Regions from separate parts of the Homo sapiens genome. Here region 2 is linked to region 1. A link is a loop called in an ENCODE intact Hi-C map of the cell type or tissue named here. Cell type or tissue: HepG2. All regions are shown on one strand. Each heading gives the region's core, and the rest is flanking DNA. Links, peaks and the distances in the headings are about the cores only.

Region 1 (10,081 bases), core at 1,057-9,056:
ATAAAAGCCACATGAATGGTGCCTGGCACATAATAAATGCTTGATAAGTTTTGGCTGTTAGCATTGTATCTGTTGTGTTATCTGGCATATTAAAGATGTGCTCATTCCACTGCTGACGTGCTGTGTGACCATAGCAAGTTTTTGAGCCTCTCTCATCCTGTTTCACCTTCTGTAAAATAATGACATAGTTCTTTTAGTGCCCTGCATTCCGAGGCTAATCAGGAAGTTCTCTGAGATGTTTAAAAGGAGACATGACGTATAGCCAGTGTACTAACATCGAAATTGTGCCCCATTTCCTGTTCCCTGAGCTACTTCATTTTCTCCCCGTCATGTAACATCATCTTTCTAATGTATTTTGGTTACTGGCTGCCTCCCTCCTCTGGCATGTGAGTTTCTTGAGGGCCCAGGTCTGTGTCAGTGTTGCTTGTTGCAGTGGGCTTTGTGTCTACAACAAGGTTGGGCACTTACCAGGCACTCCCATCAAATATTTCACGGAATGCACAGTGATCTTTCCTGGGGCTCAGTGATGACAGTTGAAGACCTAGAGCATCTGTGAGCCCCAAGCACCTCAAGAGGTCCTGCCTCTCACCTTGCTCCATTTTTGACCAGCGTATGGCTAAGTCACAGCCAGCTGCATTTGGTCAGGTGAGGGTCACGTGAAGGGAGTCCTACATGCAGTGTGTGTTGTTTCAGACGGGCTGTGATGAAAAGCCCAGGCTCCTCACCTCAGGGAGCTTACAGTCCAGCATGAGGACACCTAAGCTCACTCCCATTGAACCTAAAGTGAAATCCAGACTTTCTGTCATCATCTACAAGATGGTCCATGCCTGGACCCTGCTGCCCCCACAGAGGCTTCTTAACTACATTCTGGCCGTATGAGCTTTATTTTATTTTATTTTATTTTATATTTTATTTTATTTTTTGAGCACCTCAGACTCTCAACTGTCACATGACCTTTGCACCCTCAGTTTGTCCTGTTGAGAACATTGTTTTCCTGGCTCTTCTTGAGCTAGGACTTTGAGCCTTTGTGTCTCAGCCGAAGTGTCATCTCAGCAAGGTCTTCCCCTCCCACCTTATCTAAGAGATGTCTTGCTTGTTTTTCTCCATGATAGCACCCTGCTTATATCTTTCTCAGCACTGATCAGGGTCTGCAATTATATTTAGTAGCTTCGTTAATTATCACCTGTCGCTTATTAGAATGACAGCTCTACCAGGTGGTGGCATTATCTCTCTTGCTCACTGCTGTATCCCAGCTTCTGTAATAGTGTCTGGCACATAGTAGGTGCTCGGAAATAATTACTGAATAATGAATGAGCAGTGTGCTAGGTGCTAGAGATAGAAGTATAACAGTCTTAACCCTGTGGGAGCTGAATATCAAAGAATAAAGAGGCAGTGATAAGTACTATATTACAGGACAAACCACACAAAGCTGTGGGAGCACATAGGAAGGGTGCCAAATCGGTCTTTGCTGGATAAGAGGGTGTGATACAGTGGTCAGGGAGGGCTTCCTGGAGGAAGAAGGAAGTGCCGAGTAAGCCTCAGTCGGAGGCACCCATGGGATTTAGAGGGTAGAAGAAGAAGAAACAATGGACTCAAAGACTTGGAGGCTAGTGATTGCTTTGAAGACTTCTGGAATTGCATCGTTATTTGAATAATGATGATTATATCAGACATCCTCAATCCCAACAAAAGCATTGTACCTTCTTTAGAGCAAATATTATATGGCTTTATGAACATGGAATAAAATTCATAAATAATAGATACCAATTTTAAAAAATTATAAAGGAGAAATAAAAGGAAAGTAATAAATTATATAGTAAATTGAATACTCTTCTTAAGTCAATGCTCAGGGATGACTGCTCTGGAAGGCGTGAGGAAGTAAGTGCTTGCACCTCTCTGTATAAACCCCATGAGTGAGGCAGCTGTAGACTGTGACTGGTGTAGGTATATGGTATTGGCAGTGTGAAAAGCATGTTATCTGTGACGTGGTTTTCTAAAAGGGCTTCAAGCATAATCACAAAAGACATAATCTCAAGTGCCATAATCCCAAATGTTGAAATCCCTAAAAATTCAGTTCCAAAAGTCTAAATCCCTAAAGTGTAAAATCCTGAAAATCACAGTCGTAGGATATAGCTGCATGTTAGGCCAGCTCTTGTGGACTGTCTCTGTTCAAATGCCCATAATCTATTCCTGCAATACACTTTTTCTTATATCAGATTTTTAAAGTTTTTTTTTTACTATTTTAAATTGTCCGCATTATTATTATTATTATTATTATTATTATTATTATTATTTTTAAGGCAGAGTCTCACTCTGTTGCCCAGGGTGGAGTGCAGTGGCGCCATCTCGGCCTACTGCAACCTCCGCCTCCCGGGCTCAAGCGATTTTTCTGCCTCAGCCTCCCAAGTAGATGGAATTACAGGCATGCACCACCACGCCCTACTAATTTTTTTGTAGTTTTAGTAGAGGCAGCATTTCACCATGTTGGCCAGGCTGGTCTCGAACTCCTGACCTCAAGTGATCCACTGCCTCGGCCTCCCAAAGTGCTGGGATTATAGGGGTGAGCCACCGTGCTCAGCCCTGTCAGCATTATTTTTTACAATTCACTATGCTATGTGTTTAATCTTCGCATCATTTTCAATATTGGAGATTTAAATGGTGTGGCGACTAACATTAAAGAGTTCTGATTCATTTTATGCATTCTTTTGCAAGTTTAACTTCATGAAAGTGCATTGTTACAACTTGACGTGAATATGTGAAAACATGGGAACTTCCCCTGCAAATAAAGGGATGTTCTTCCTCGATGAATGAAGAGATGTTTGTGTTTGTGAAAGATAAAATTACTTGAGCTCTCAGCTCTTTGGGCGACTGCATATCCAGTGGTGACCCTCTGTGGTTTTGATCGATCTTGTGAAAAGACTCAGGTTGCTGGTCATGGTATTTCAGATGACTGCAGTATGAGCTTGGTGCACACAATCACCAACCATAGTGATACACGATTTTACATTTCCCTTTTTGACCTATTTCTTTATGGTTAATCTGCGCATAATCCCTGTGACCATTGTTAGTATACCTGAGTATTTATGCTTGCAAAAATATGTATGTTACTATTCCCCATTTTATTGTATAAAATGGCCTGTGAAGTGTTCTGTTGTGTTTTTATATGTTTCTCAAATCCTCTTTTAAAAATATCAATCTCTTTTAAAGAATTTTAAAATTATTTTTTCCGGAATTATATTTTGGGGATTTTGGTCTTTTTTGACCTTTGGGGATTTTAACATTTGGGATTATGGCATTCAGGATTGTTGTGCCTTTTGGGATTATGATCGTATCTTTTTCCAAAATAATCAGCAGTTCTTAATTATATTATGAATAATGCAAAGTACACTCTTTTCTTTCTTAAGTAGTACTTGCACGTTTGGAAAATTTATTAATAGTATTAATAAAACCATGGAAAGCTGTGATTTCTGTTGATATGTAAAATGGAGTGGGGTGCTAGGTTCAGGTAATTACAGATACCCCCAGGCTGGAATGCAGTGATGCCATCATGGCTCACTGCAGCCTTGACAACCTGAGCTCAAACGATCCTCCTGCCTTAGCCTCCCAGAGTGCTAGGATTATAGGCATGGACTACTGCGCCCAGCCGACAGATAACTTTTTAACTTATGTGAATATCCAGCTGGACATACAATTGTATGGGATAAATGATGGTTCATCCTTGCATAGGATTGTAACATGCGTTCACTTTACCCAGCATCCCTAGCTCCTGTCCACTGAACATCAGTAGCACCCTCTTCCAGTCACTGCAGCAATCCATAATCTCCTCAAAGTCTGTGCTGGGAACATGGGAATCTAGTTGAATAGGTGGGGAAGGTTGGTCAGTCCTGCATGTATGTATATTTAGTGCATATGCCCATAGGGGGCTATCTTTCTGGAGGGTCTATGTGTCTTTAGTTGTCCTCACTTTGCTTTTCTGGTATAAAGATCATTTTGTTCAGTGAGATCTTATTAATACATCTCCAACTCTTTCCTCTCCTATACTTTTTACCACAGGGGTTGTAAATTCAGATTCCTCTTGGCCATACGGGAAATCAACAGGAATAAAGTGGGCTTGGTGGGTAGTGTTGCCAAGTGGAGAGTCCCATGGGTGGGTCTGGAGGGGCAGCTCTACTTCCCTACTGTCACTGCTTGGGAATGTGGGCTGAGAGCTGCTGCCACGTCTTCCACTTTTTAAGAGAAGATAAAAATCCATGCTTTTAGTGTAGTATCTCAATTTTAAAAAGATGTTGGGAACTAATTCAATTAAGGCTTGAAATATACACTCAACACCAAAAGAAATGGCTCAGGCTGGATGTGGTTCTTCAGCCCCATTTGCAACCTGTGCTCTATATGTTATGTTTCATCAGCAAGTCCTTTCGACACTCCTTCCTATGAATGAACTGTGAAGAAAACAGCATGGTTGAAAAAAGTTCAATCATAAGGTGATCAAAAATGGTCAACTCCTTATTAAAAAGAAAAAAGAGAAAAACAGAAATCTCTCTCATGCTGTTTATGTTTTTAAAAAATAAAAAAGGAAGCCAGTTCTTTTCCCTGATTTAAGATTACTGATGTGACTTTCAGGTCTTTTTTTTTTTTTTTTTTTTTTTTTTTTGAGATGGGGTCTTGCTCTATTGCCAGGCTGGAGTGTAGTGGCACGATCTCAGCTCACTGCAACCTCCACCTCCCGGGTTCAAGCGATTTCCCTGCCTTAGCGTCCTGAGTAGCTGGGACTTCAGGGGTGCGTCACCACGCCCGGCTAATTGTTTGTATTTAGTAGAGACGAGGTTTCACCATTTTGGCCAGGATGGTCTCGATCTCCTGAACTCATGATCCACCTGCCTTGGCCTGCCAAAGTGCTGACATTACAGGCATGAGCCACTGGGCCCGGCCTCAGGTCTTGAATGTTGACTTTGTGCTTCACTTTCTGCAGTTCCTACTTTCCTACTTAGCTGGAACTTTTCCCCCTAGTGTCTTAAAGTTATCTACATATTTCATTCAATTTACATTCCCACCAGCCAATACGATGTTGTATTTTGGACAGCCACTTTGCCTTTGGAACTGATGGCCAGTCTCCAGTGGGTTTTCATTTTTATTTTTCTCAACTACTATGCAGCACCCCAATCAGAAGTCAGACTATTTTAAATTAATGCCATTTAAGGAATTAGTTGTCTAGACCACTTGACTTCCTTTTGACTAGGATGAGCAACATCAACAGCACTTTGAAGGAGAGTGACATCTAGTGGCTGGATACTGTCTATGCTTTTTCCTTCTGCAGGAATAACTGGATTTTGACTCTCTTGGTCATGTTTTCCTAAGGGTCTCTTGACAAAATGAGCTTCTTCCCATCCGCAAATCACATAAATTTCTTCTAAAGGCCATTACTACTGTTTTCTGACAGCAGCATAGCTGTTACCTTGAAACAAGCACCTACATTGTTTTGTTCTGAGAAATGATTACTTAAGTCACAGCTTTGACCAGCTAGGAAGAGCTAGAGGAGTGACAGGTCCTTATTGTCTGGGTACTACATTGCTTGTTTTTAGAAGCCTTGCTTCAATATCGCATTACATGATTCAGAGCTTGTTGACTTTAACAAAATAACCTTTCCTTACTGTTTCAGTCACCTTTCTATTGTCATTCGATAATAGTTTCTCTGTTGCTGAAATAAAATAACAGGTGGCTATGATGGGGCAGACCTTGATGTTGCTTAGGGAACATGGTGAATAATAGTGGTGGAACCATTTCATAGAGTGTTTTTTTTCCCCTTAGAAATTAAAAACAGCCCGCAACCCATTATTCAAGGGAAAAGAGTAATAGATATTTAAATTATCAGGATTTTAAAGTAATGAAAAGGTAACACATTTAAGATGCCTTTTTCTTTTTTTTTTGAGACAGTCTCACCACTCTATCACCCACGCTGGTGTGCAGTGACATGTTCCCGGCTCACTGCAGCCTCAGCCTCCTGAGCTTAAGTGATCCTCCCACCTCCCTGCCCAGTAGCTGGGACCACAGGCACACACCACCATGCCTGGCTAATTTTTGTATTTTTTGAAGAGTTGGGGTTTTGCCACATTGCCCAGGCTGGTCTTGAACTCCTGAGCTGAAGCAATCCACCCACCTCGGCCTCCCAAAGTGCCAGGATTACAGACATGAGCCATGGCATGACTTTAAAAAATTCAGAGTACCTGACACAGAGACATGATGAAGGTGTTTTTGAAGAAACTACACACTTGTATTTTAGGAGGAGTATTCCAAAATCTGTGAGTAGGAAAAGCAAAAAAATATTAATTGATGTGATTCGTAAATTGTGTTCCTCAAAGATAACCTTGGGTTTTATTTTGATGTTTTCCCTACTCTCCTACCCCCTATTCTGTTCCTGTGTCTCCACATTTTAAAGTATCAACAGGAGTGTGCTATTCACTTCCCTTTCTTGTTGCCCAGGCTGGAGTACAGTGGTGCGATCTTGGCTCACTGCAACCTCCACCTCCTGGGTTCAAGTGATTCTCCTGCCTCAGCTTCCTGAGTAGCTGGGATTACAGGCATGCACCACCACACCTGGCTAATTTTTGGGGGTATTTTTAGTAGAAACGGGGTTTGGCCATGTTGGCCAGGCTGGTGTTGAACCCCTGACTTCAGGTGATCTGCCCGCCTCAGCCTTCCAAAGTGCTAGGATTACAGGCGTGAGCCACCGTACCTGGCCTCTATCCTCATTTTTAATGGCTACACGGTTACTTCCTTGTTTGGCAGTACTGTCATTTTAGATAAGCAGCCTCTATGGGCAGACGTTAGGTAGGGAGTGATATTCAGGATCTTGACAACATTTGCCATTCTGAAAAAAGTTGTATGGCCTTGTGCATATGCCAGGTTGTCCTCTTAGGAGAAACTCCTAGAAGTGGAATTGTTAAGTCAATGTTATGTTGAGTGAAAAGTTTTTTGGTCAATATTGCCTGAGTATCCTTTAGAAAGGTGCTAACTCAGTAAAGGTACTAATTCAATATCTTTCTTTTTTTGTGGTGGGGACGGAGTCTCACTCTGTCGCCCAGGCTGCAGTGCAGTGGCACGATCTCGGCTCACTGCAAGCTCCACCTCCCGGGTCCACCCCTTTCTCCTGCCTCAGCCTCCCGAGTAGCTGGGACTACAGGTGCCCGCCACCACGCCCGGCTAATTTTTTGTATTTTTTTTTTAGTAGAGACGGGGTTTCCCTGTGTTAGCCAGGATGGTCTCGATCTCCTGACCTTGTGATCTGCCCGCCTCGGCCTCCCAAAGTGCTGGGATTACAGGCATGAGCCACTGCGCCCAGCCAAAAGGTGCTAACTCAGTATCTCACAGTGAGGGCCCATTCTTGGAATGTACTTGAGGGATTTAACCAACCAGATCTCATTCTTTCTGAGGGTAGAAACAGCCTTGATCAGTGGCCTGTAGTGTTTGTACCTTGTTACCTTTTCATCTACCTTATTGCCTTGCCTCCTGTTGAACCTAAAAAGAATCATGGATAGTTTTGTCTAAATACCAGACTTGGGTTTGTTTGTTTTTTTGTTTGTTTGCTTGCTTTTTTTTTTTGAGGCTGGAATGCAATGGCATGATCTCAGCTCACTGCAACCTCTGCCTCCTGGGTTCAAGTGATTCTCCTGCCTCAGCCTCCCGAGCAGCTGGGATTAGAGGCATTCGCCACCATGCCCAGCTAATTTTGTATTTTTAGTAGAGATGGGGTTTCTCCATGTTGGTCAGGCTGGTCTCGAACTCCCGACCTCACGTGATCCGCCCAAAGTGCTGGGATTACAGGCATGAGCCACCGCGCCTAGCCCAGACTTGGTTTTGTGAGGGGATTTATATAAAAACTAACATGTGAACTGAAATGAATTAAATTTGATATTTGTGCATTTAGAAAAGAAATGGGAAGTTTTCTCCTTAATGAGAACTTATAGGAAAAGTGAATTCTTAAAATGGTCCATAAGCTTAATACATTTAGTGCTAATTCAGTGGTGATGTGAAGGCTCAGGCATCATTAAACTTTATAACAGAATTAAAATAGTATTAACTCTTAGTTTAACAGAGTTTTGACAAAGTTTTAGATGTGATATTTGAGAATGTCTTATTTATCTGTTTTTGAGATGGAGTCTCTGTCACCCAGGCTAGAGTGCAGTGGTACTATCTCAGCTCTTTGCAACCTCCGCTTCCCGGGTTCCAGTGATTCTCCTGCCTCAGCCTCCCAAGTAGCTGGGACTACAGGCGCCCGCCACCATGCCCAGCTAATTTTTGTATTTTTAGTAGAGACAGCGTTTCACCATGTTTGCCAGACTGGTCTCAAACTCCTGACCTCAGGTGATCCGCCTGCCTCGGCCTCCCAGAGTGCTGGGATTACAGGCATGAGCCACCACTCCTGGCCAAGAGTATCTTTCTTTTAAGAGAAGTCTTTAGATATTTATTCTCCAATGTTGTTTTAATTTTCTGTTCTTCTCTTGCCTTTCATATGTCTTTTGACAAATGACTATGCTCTTTAGAGCTGCTCGTGTTTAATTAGTCTTTAATGTGGAATATGCCTTCTTGATGGTTAATTTGACATTTCTTTCTAGATGAACCAGTAACCATTGCGTTGCTGTTGTTATACTGTACTTATTCTAAGCATAGGTAGAAACATAATATTAGCATTTCTTAAACTGAAGCCATTGGACATTCTTGAGAGTAAGGGGAATGCTCATGAGCAGTTTTTCTCTTAAAGATGAGCTCTTTGATCATTTGAGTCCAAGAAATGCTACTTAAGAACTCTCTAAAGGTGAATCCTTTCAGCTTGGGCTTTGAACAGAGAAAAACCATATTTGCATGTTGGAAAATGTTATATTTTATTTTACTGAATCCATTGAGTTTTTTCCCTTTGATATTTTCCCCCTCTTGAGTTTGCAGTCAGTGTTAGCTGAGAACTCTTAAGCAGAAAGAACAAATGGCTCTCCGCAAAGAATAAGCCTTCATTCCAAATGGATGCAGTCCAATGTTATGTTTGGAAGACTACCTGCAGAACCTGTGGGTACTGTAGAAATCTCTGAAGGGAGTGTAAGCTCAGGTGTGAAATTAGGGAGAACAAGAGGTGGGAGGCTGCTAAGGAGAGTATTTATGCAGAGGAAAGAAAAGGTTCAGGAGGACTGTGCTGAGGGCAACTTGCATGCCAAAGATTGCCACGTTGCAAGCACTGGTATTATTTCTGAATGTGTCTTGCACCCAGTGGATTTTATCCTTGTGTCACTGAGAATAGCAGACTGGTAACTAATTCCAAAAGAGAGAGAGGGAAGTTTTGAATGGGCTGTTGTTTTAAAGAGCTGATACAGATGGGGTCAACTTGCAGTGATCTATGCTAACCTGTGTGGATCATTCCCCTCCTGTAATATGGTTTCATTTTGGCTTAGAATTGCTTCTGGCAGTTCATTTTTCTCAAAAGATGTGCTTTCCTAAAAACACCTGTGTTCCAGGTAGAAATGGAACAGATGCTGACTTTGAAGGAAACAGAAAGGTTCTTGACCTAGCCAACTTAGGTCACCTTTTGAAATGTTAATCAGCAGAACATTTCTTAGTGTTAGAAAGTAGCGTATAATAATAATGGTTAAAATTTATGATCAAATGGCAATTATGTGTCTGGCATACATTTTCTCTGATCTCTACGATGGCCCTAAAAGGCTTGTATTGTCCCCATTTTGTGATGAGAATACTGAGTGAGGCTTGGTGGGATTCAGTAAAGAGGACAAGATAATGAAGCCGGTAGGTAGGCGACCCAAGACCACGTCCAGAAGACTCTGTGAAAATGAAGACACATTACCTGGGAAAGAGGACCCACTGGCACCTGGTAGCATCTGGCCCCAAGGAAAGGAGACCCTCTAGGAAGAGTGCCTTCGAAACCCTTCTGAAGAACACTCTTATCATCAGGGTTTTACCATCCATCAGATTCAATACTGAATTTCTTCTCAGTTATTTTACTTCCCTTTCACCAGTCTATGTTTGGGAGATGGGTTGGGATAACAGTTTGCTGACTGCCTGGGATGAAGCCCGTTGCCCTTTA
Region 2 (10,081 bases), core at 626-8,625, 300 kb before region 1:
TCTGGAGGACGGTGGCCCTCTTCTCACAGCTCCACTAGGCAGTGCCCCAGTGGGGACTCTGTGTGGTGGCTCCAACCCCACATTTCCTTTCCACACTGCCTTATCAGAGGTTCTCCATGAGGGCTCTGCCCCTGCAGCATACTTCTGCCTGGACATCCAGGCATTTCCGTACATCCTCTGAAATATAGGTGGAGGTTCCCAAACCTCAATTCTTGACTTCTGTGTACCCACAGGCTCAAAACCACGTGAAAGCTGCCAATGCTTACGGTTTGCACCCTCTGAAACAATGGCCTGAGCTCTATGTTGGCCCCTTTTAGCCATGGCTGGAGTGGTTGGGACACAGGGCACCAAGTCTCTAGGCTGCACACAGCAGCAAGGCCCTGGGCCCAGCCCACAAAACCATTTTTCCCTCCTATGCCTCCAGGTTTCTGATGGGAGGGGCTGCCCTGAGGACTTCTGATATGCCCTGGAGACATTTTCCCCATTGTCTTGGCAATTAACACTTGGCTCCTCATTACTTATGCAAATTTTTGCAACCAGCTTGAATTTCTCCTTAGAAAATGTTTTTTTTTTTTCCTATCACATCATCAGGCTGCTAATTTTCCAAACTTTTATACTCTGCTTTCCTTCTAAACATAGTTGCAATTCCAAACCATAATTTTGTGAATATATAAAACTGAATGCTTTTAACAATACCCAAGTCACCTCTTGAACACTTTGTATTTCTTAGAAATTACTTCTACTAGATGCCCTAAATTATCTCTCTCAAGTTCAAAGTTCTGCAAATCTAATGCAGGGTCAAAATGCCACTAGTCTCTTTGCTAATGTGTAACAAGAGTTACCTTTGCTCCAGTTCCCAACAAGTTCCTCATCTCCATCTGAGACCACCTCAGCCTGGACTTTATTGTTCATATCACTATCAGCATTTTGGTCAAAGCCATTCAACAAGTCTCTAGGAAGTTCCAAACTTTCCCACAACTTCCTTTCTTCTGACCTCTCCAAACTGTTCCAACCTCTGCCTGTTACCCAGTTCCAAAGTCTCTTCCACATTTTTTGGGTATCTTTACAGCAGCACCCCACTCTACCAGTACCAATTTACTGTATTAGTCAGTTCTCATGCTGCTAATAAAGACATGCCTGAGACTGCATAATTTATACAGAAAAAAGAGGTTTAATGGATTCACAGTTCCACATGGCTGGGGAAGCCTCACAATCATGGCTGAAGGCAAAGGAGGACCATGCACGTCTTACATGGTGGCAGGCAAGAGAGCTTGTGCAGGGGAACTCCCATTTATAAAACCATCAGATCTCACGAGACTTATTCATTGCCACAAGAACAGTATGGGGGAAACTGCCACCATGAATCAGTTTTCTCCACTTGGCCCCGCCCTTGACACATGGGATTATTACAATTCAAGGTGAGATTTGGGTGGGGACACAGCCAAACCAAATCAGACAGCATGAGGCCAGATGAATTTGTCACTCAACTGTCTTTTTTTCCAGCTCATTCAAAAGATAAATGTTTTCTTATCTCTTAGTATTTCACAAAAATCTTTTTAAAAGAGAAAAGCAAATTTTACCATTACATTAGTGTATTACTAATGCTGAAGCCAATTTTTAGTAAAACATTGTCAACAAATCCATCTCAATCTCAATCAGTTTGATCACAAAGTAAGATTTCCATAAGTCTTTTTATAACCTTTTTACAGTTTTCTATTAAAGAACAAATCAATGCTCCTGTAAAACTCTGTTATTCCAATTCAAGGGCCCAGACTCTAATATCAATGTGCTTTTGATATTAATATTTACTGTATAGAAAAAGTAAATAATCATTTTAAATTTTAGACAACTTAACTGCACATACAATTCCTTTCACAAGGTCAGTCTTCTACAAACCTTCTACAATTTGCTTAAACCTTCAGTTTTGTCCTGTCATCTTACTTTAGGACAAAAATTTACCTTCTTTTCCAACTTTTTATATTTGTGTAGTTTTATCTGTCCTTTTTTTATTCCTTTAATTTAAAAAAAAAAAACCTTTAAACTAGGCAAAATTACTTTCCTTTTAACAAAAACCACATTTTCATGCCTTCTGATAACTTTTCTTAAACCAAAAACATGTCCTACTTCCCTTATACACTTTCGATGGAGAATTTTTTCTCTTGTATTTAGTAATTTCAATTATATACATTTATTACAATGTTAACTTTTAGTAACTCTTATTTTTAGTGAAAAACCTTGGAGGTAAGCCGTTTTAATTATGTACCAGATGCAAAGTCCAGAACAAAGGACAATGCCTGGAGCTAGGCCTAGTCATAGCCTAAAAACTTAAATCTAAAGATAAAAGGCTGGGCACAGTGGCTCACGCCTGTAATCCCAGTAGTTTGGGAGGCTGAAGTGGGTGGATCACCTGAGGTCAGGAGTTCAAGTCCAGACTATGCCAACATGGTGAAACCCTGTCTCTACTAAAAATACAAAATATTAGCTTGGCGTGGTGGCACACACCTGTAATCCCAGCCACTCAGGAGTCTGAGGCAGGAGAATTGCGTGAACTCAAGAGGCGGAGGTTGCAGTGAGCCAAGATCGCGCCACTGCACTCTAGCCTAGGTAACAGAGCAAGACTCCATCTCCAAAAAATTAAATAAATAAATAAATCTAAAGACATAAGTTTATAGACAAGTTAGGTATCAAAACAAATCATAGAAGCAAGTTTTATGCCTTAAAACATCTGGTAGAGATAGTATCTAATCAATAGACTCAGACAAAATGTCTAAATTAAATTCTGAAGACTTTTTTTATTTTACCAATAATTTTTAAATTGTCTTAATTTACTAAAGATTAATAAAGTCATGTGAACTACAAGGCATTTGAATTAAAGTTTCTATTTTTGTGATAACACATTTGATTTAAGCACTTCCTTTTTTCTTTAAGCCAATTAATTAGAGCCCTTTTACATATTTTGGTAGTGAAACATCACATACACACAACACGTATAAACACACAGACCCATAGACAGTAGCAGATCTTATATATTTATAAGATTCTTCATTTGCCAGTTCTCAAAATCTCACCTCCACTTTAGACTATCAGTCTCTTGATTACCTGTTTCCTGCCCTAAACAATTGTCAGCTAGGCAACCCTAAATTTACATTTCTAAAGGGACAGCTCTTATGTGAAACAAGGTAGAAAATTTATATCTCAAAGCACAGAGCTAAGGCATTAGGCCTAAATATTGTAACATCATTTGCTCAAACCAAAGGGGTTTTAAAGGGTGTAAGTAAAAGTTCAATTAAGAGACCAGGAAAACCACCTTAAGCAAAGTATGACTTGTCACATTAAAACAATGGTAAATGTTTCTAGTGTATACCGGCAGACACCCTTACAAAATGGGAATTTTCTTAAAGATGTTTCTTTTACAAAGGAGTTTAAAGATAGCCAGCTAAATGCCTGAAAGTTGTATTTTGGAATTTTGGCTTAGCTTGTTTTCTTAATTAGATTACTGGCTTCATGGTGATACAGACAGAAGACAGGGAAATACTGGGTAGAAGAGAGCAGTTCCCTGGTAAAGGTCCCACCCTCAAGCCTGGATACCTGCGGCCCTAAGTGAGAACAGGCATTCCTGTTTTAGTACTCGAAAAGTTGCCTTTTGGCCCACCATGCCGCCTATCCTGTACCCATATAAACCCTAAACCCCTGGCTCCAGGAGGCAACAAGCAGACAAATGGTAGAACAGTGCAGCAGAGAAGAAAAGAAACATTGGGAGGAGTTTGGCTGGGGAGAATCGGCCACTGGATGGCCAAACTCCAGGGGAAGATTATCTTCACACTCCATCCCCTATCCAGCTCCCCATCCATCCTGCTGAGAGCCACCTCCAACCCTAATAAAACCCCACATTCACCATCCTTCAAGTTTGTGTGTGACCTGATTCTTCCAGGACACTGGACAAGAGCTCGGGATACAGGAAGCTGTCACACTTGCCCTCTGCCCTTGCAGAAAGGCAGAGGGTCCACTGAGCTGGTTAACATTTAAGCCATCCACAGATGGCAAGGCTAAAAGAGCACACTGTAACATATGCCCATTTCAGCTCCTGCACCTGTCTGTCTGCATGTTCCCCCTCCCATAAGGGGGCTTCGAGCAGCGGTGGTGACCAAACAGGCATGCCACATCCATGTTACACATCCTCAGGGGGGTGTCAGGGAACTCACTCTCCCGCCTCATCGGGTGGAACCATTTAGTGAATACAGAAAGGAAAGCATGCAATTTTTAGGGCCTAATATTTAAATATGTGAGAAGCAGGTATAGCTGGAAAGCAAAACACAGGTCCCCCAAAATTTCAAGGATCCCATTTTTTATACCAAATACTGGGTCCCCAAAAAGAAGCAAAAGCCATGGGACAAGACAGTACAATGCTTCCACAGTGCACCTCACTGCAAGGACATTCCTTCAAGTCTGATGGACAACTCAACCCCAATCAGCCCATTTTGTGATCGGCCCATATCCTATGGGATGAGGACTCAGAGCAATGAAGATCGCAAAGAAGAAGGAGGAATAGTGTGGAGTAAATATAAACAGGAGAACAATTTTTTTTTAAAGAAAGCCAACAAAGATACTAAGCACATAATTTTTTTTTTTTTTAAGTTTTAGCCAGCCAGGCATAGTGGCTCACACTTGTAATCCCAGCACTTTTAGAGGCTGGGGTGGGGGGACTGCTTGAGACCAGAAGTTTAGAACCAACCTGAACAATACAGTGAGACCCCATCTCTACAAAAATATTTAAAAAGTAGCCAGATGTGGTGGTGCACACCTGTAGTATCAGCTACTGAGGAGCTGAGGTGGGCAGATCACTTGAGCCCAGAAGAGCATGGCTACAGTGAGCCCTGGTTGTGCCACTGCACTCTAACCTGGGCAACAAAGCAAGACCCATCTTTAAAAAAAAAAGTTTAAGTCAACTAAAAAAAAAAATTCCAAAAAACAGGAAACAAAAGGTGTTGAAAGCATAAAGGCTAGATATCAGCTTCTAATTAAATTGACTTCTAACCATAGAGCTCTCTAAAAAAATCCTTTCAGATCTTTTGTTACCAGATTTTAGCTGGGACAAACGGTTGATTTTTTTGCTTTTGAACTTCTTTTGCAAAGGTATCTTCCCCAGTGTTTCAACCAAGGTTATAACAACCACAGACACATGAGATGTCTCCAAAGAGGTGGCAAGCAGTTTTTTACAAGATCTAGAATCACCCCAAAGACAGCTCAGAGAAGGAAAATTTCACTATCCATAAAGAGGGTATAGACCACATTTCTTTCAGGACATGTTCTCTAGGATCTTAGCTTCTCAACTGACTGTCCACACACAAAGGCTCAAAAGCCTTGTGTGACCCCAAACAGACAGAAGAAAACAGGAAATCAAAAGCTTCCCAAGGAAAGGGAATGGATCAATAATAAGTTGGTACCCTAAAAGACATTCACACAAGTATCAAACCAAGAGGGGTGGGTTCCCTGACCAGGAATCAAACCCATGCAGTGGAGGTAAAACTGCAGAATTTTAACTATTAGGCCACAAGGTGGAGTAGCCTTTGTTGTTCCCAGATTAGGAAACGAACTCAAGCCCTGATGGGAATTTTAACTACCAGAACTATTTTAGGTCAGACTTTTTTGCACCTATTTTAGTCAAGAGAACTTTTTTAGGCTAGCCTTTGTCCTGTAAAACAGTTTATCTTTTTCATTAATTGCTTAATATAAGAGATCACTAAAATCTTTAACAGCACAGAGAGAGAGGCTGGGAAGGCAGTCTTACGTAAATAAAACCTCTCAGGTAGTCAAATTTTGATTTTTCTTAACCAGCCAGGGATTTTAGAGGTAAAATTTGTCTTTCGGCAGCTGCAGGGATTTCAGTTGACATAAGAGGGGACCAGAAGTTGGTCAAATCTAACAAAAGATGGACTGAAACAAACAAACAAAAACAGAAAAAAGTGATCTCTGCCTGCAGCCTAGCCATCCTCCCACCCATTCCTCACAATGCATTTTCCACCTTTAAACTCTTCAATGACTTCTCATCACTCTCAGGATGAAAGATGATGCCCAAACTTAACAAGACCAGACCACCCTACCTACCTCTTCACCTCATCTCTTAAAATTTACATATAGCCTAGATCTCTGATTATAAGGAGAAGTGATAGCCAGCTGACAATTAACTTTGACCTACAGCTACCAAATACCAAAATGAATCCCCAAATCAGCCTCTTACCTGGAGATGGGGTCTAAGCTAAAGGCTACTCTCCACCATCACGGAAGTGGGAAACTCATCTTCCTTGCTGAAAGTAAACTAAACTCCCATAAAGGAGTTCTGCAGCAGAATTAACCTCATCTCAACTGAAAATTTGGGCGAGGTCAGGGACCTCTGAAGGGAGAAGCTCCCAGACCTCAGCAAATCATCCCAATAGTCATAGAAATAAAAATAGCCCCAGCTGGCCAGGCACAGTGGCTCACACCTGTAATCCCAGCACTTTGGGAGGCCAAGGCGGACAGATCACGAGGTCAGGAGTACAAGACCAGCCTGGCCAAGAGACCAGCCTAGTCAATATGGTGAAACCCCATCTCTACTAAAAATACAAAAATTAGCCCAGTGTGGTGGCGGGCACATGTAATCCCAGCTACTCAGGAGGCTGAGGCAGGAGAATTGCTTGAATCCAGGAGGCAGAGGTTGCAATGAACTGAAGATCATGCCATTGCACTCCAGCCTGGACAACTGAGTGAGATTCCAACTCAAAAAAAAAAAAAAAAAAAACAGAAAAAACCCCCAGCCAGTACCAGGCATTGATAGGAGAGTTGTTGCTGGCCAAGGGCCAAATCTACCCGGAGAATCCCTCTGTAGCTACCAAAACGGAAGCCAAAAAGTGACTGAGGGAGGTCTCAAACGATTCAAGGTTGATTTGGCCAAGGTTGAGGATGTGCCCAGGAAGAAACACAAATCCCAGGAGCATCTTTGACCTATGATTTTTCCAAGGGAGATTTTGTGAACTTTAGTATTTAAAGGGGAAAGAGCAAGCAAAAAGGGGAAAAAAGGAGATGGGAGGAAGGGTAGGCAGTGAGGCAGATGGTTACAGTCTTGTGAGGGTCTGATTAGCTTCACTGAATCTACATTTTACATGTGAAAAGAGGGAGTGTGGAAGAGTCCATTGTGTATTGTCTCGTGCTCAGTAAATCTACATTTTACATAAGATAAAGTAAGCATGTGAAAAGAGGGAGTAGAGCAAATGAGGCTATGACACGGGTTGTGAAATTACAGTTATCTATTTGGGTACAAAAGGAAAAAAGTATTGGTGGCTTGATTCCCAAGTTTAACTTTCCCTTTGGCATAGTGAGTTTGAGGTCCCGATAGTCTACTTTTCTTTTACAATAACAACACAATTTATGATTTTGCTGAAAGGAAGCCAAGAAGAACAAATTATATGGAAAAATATATGATAATTTATTAATCAGGTCATTATTTTATTACTCATCCAAATATCACCAGCTCAGCTGAATGCCCAGGCATGATCAAAGATAATTCAATTTAGATACATTTGATATTCTGTCAACTTTTAGTCACATAAAAACCATAGTTTCATACATGTTTTTCATTCTTGTGGTTATGAAGACACTTTCATCAATCTGGGAAAATACAAATTACTTGATGTACTGAATAACTATCTCTACCATGTACCACTTTGCTAACTTTTCTTAGTCCTCTGGTCCAGATATATTCAATGTTCCCTAATTTGTAAGGGCAGCCAATTGCAAACTGCTGATCCCACGAATTCCAACTCTACATGCTCTTACCCTTGCCTTCTTTGCAAAACACTCTGGATTTTCTTTGTCCTGGTTTCTCTTTTAGATATTGCTGGCATTTCCCATATTCCATCTCTTATGATTCTTGTTTACATAGCCACTAGGCAGCTAAAACAACAAGAGAGCCAGCAATATGTTCTATTTCTCTGTCTCTTTTCTGTCCCTCCCTCCCTCCCTCCCTCCCTCCTTTCTTCCTTCCTTCCTTCCTTACTTCCTTCCCTCCTTCCCTCTCTCCCTCACTCCCCCTCCTTTTGTTTCTTCCTGTTTGCTGTCAACCAGCTATCCATCACCTCCATCACCCTACTGTCCCCTTGTCATTCATCTTCCTGCAGCCAGCTGCCCAGCCTCATCCTCACTGCTACACCCCTGGGAAAACACAAATTACTTCATTACTGGATGACCATCTCTACCATGTATCACTTTGCCAACTTTTGTTAGTCCTCTCGTCCAGACATATTTAATGCTCCCGGATTTATAAGGGCAGCCAGTTACAAACTGCTAATCCCACTAATTCCAACCCCACATGCCCACAACCTCTGCTCACCATGGTACCTACCTGAGCAGCCCACACTCTACCCTCCCTCCATCCCTTGACCACTTCCCTCCTCTTTCCTAACTTGCCACTACATCAAAGCATTTGTGCATAGTAGGTGGATACAGAAAAGTGCTTTCAAACAAATCTAAAACCCATTTCTCCTATCCTGCATTGAACATAATTGCATCTCTTCAATTAAAATTTTCATCTGCCCTCAAACAGTTTTACAAAGTGGGTTTGTTTTTGTTGCTTATTTTGGAAGTGTTTTCTTGCCAATCTGTATCTCCTACCCAACTCTTGAAAATAACCTTGTTTCCCTTTCCTCTCAGTAATCACCTCACCTCCCTCCCAGTAAACCCCCAATCATAGACATCCTCAACTTTTTCAAGGATAAAAAATCAAGGGCAGCTCAAAGATTAATCCTTTATCTTCAACAGACACCAGGCCTCCCCTCTATCCCAACTTGCTTTGCAGAAATTGCTTCCAAATTTTTGACTAGTTCAAAAATTAATTTTGACAACTAAATTATTGACTATTTTGAGTAGTAAGAATATTTTAGAGCTTGGCACAGTGGTGCATCCCTATAATCCTCACTACTCAGGAAGGTGAAGCAGGCGGAGGATGGCTTGAGCCCAGTCTCTGGGAGCTACAATCTGCAGGGAGCTACAATCACACCATGCACTCCAGCCTGGCAGACAAAGTGAGACCCTGTCTCTTTATTAAAAAGAAAAAAAAAAAAGATACTTTAAAGTAATATTTACTATCGTCATCCATTCAAAAAGAAAAGGCATCTTGACACAGGGAAGGTCTCTTAAAATCTCTCAGCAGTTCTTAAAATAAAGTCAGTGTGGCTTTATGAACAACATGACACCTTATCAGCACTTTGGAAGTAGTTCTGGTTGAACCACCTTGACACCAAAACAATTCATTCATTCATTCACAAACGTTTGTCAAGAATCTAGTACATGCTAAGTGGTGGGAAGTTGAGTCCCTGAGCTCATAATTCATTCAACCAATGTTTTCGAGCATCTACTGTTACATTCTGGAGAAATCAGGACGCAAAGCAATTTTCATTCTCAAAGAATTCATGGTCTCATAAGGGAAAAACCAAAACAAAATTTGAATGACAGAGTCTATGTACTAGGTCTACCTAGTACCTATGTATATCTAGTACGTAGAGTCTCATATGTATACCTAGTACAGAGTCTCTCACAGGTATACCTAGTACATATGTATACCTAGTACACAGAGTCTTTCATTGGGTCTTTGAGCCCCTATAATTTAGTGTGTGTGTGCAAATTTGGCATTCGTGTGATTGAGTTATGTCTAGCTACTCTATGAGACTGTAAGATCCTGGCGGACTGGGACCAGGTCTGTCTTTGCTCACCAGAGCCTCGCCAGTGCTGAATGGGTATTGCTGACTGAGCCAACTAATGTTAGTGTGATGAGCCTGACGTTAACTTTCCAACCAAGTTCAAACTCTTTATTTGGGGACCTTAATACCTTCCACAAACTACTTCCTCAGCAATATCCCACTACTCCCTCCTCATTCTGTGACGTAGCCCATTTCTGTGGCTCTCCTGTTCCTAATGGGCCTTAGGCTATGTTTCACTCATGCTGCTTTCCTCTCTTGGGACACCTCCCATGTCCAATCCTTCCGCCCCTCCCTTCATCACTGATTGACTTCTTCCCCATCCTCTTTAAAGTCTCAACTTGTCCCATTTT

What was found. A loop is a pair of places that touch in the nucleus more often than their neighbours do. Peaks named below come from ENCODE experiments on the same cell type or tissue, not always from the same donor. Only the 100,000 strongest peaks of a DNase experiment are listed, where the experiment ranks them.
Region 2: it touches region 1 in a loop (6-fold over the local background); 12 of 110 quality-filtered maps call a loop at or near these places.

The regions. Positions count from the first base shown.
Region 1 is chr3:4,628,307-4,638,387 of GRCh38, forward strand. All of the region lies in intron 5 of ITPR1 (inositol 1,4,5-trisphosphate receptor type 1), which reads left to right. Among named protein-coding and RNA genes, the nearest start is that of EGOT, 120 kb to the right of the region's middle. In HepG2, for the core only: a CTCF peak has its summit at 5,265 (motif pointing left); a DNase peak (open chromatin) is centred at 5,265.
Region 2 is chr3:4,329,203-4,339,283 of GRCh38, forward strand. It overlaps a transcript of SUMF1 not described here. Among named protein-coding and RNA genes, the nearest start is that of SETMAR, 31 kb to the left of the region's middle. In HepG2, for the core only: a CTCF peak has its summit at 5,574 (motif pointing right); no DNase peak of the experiment used is centred there.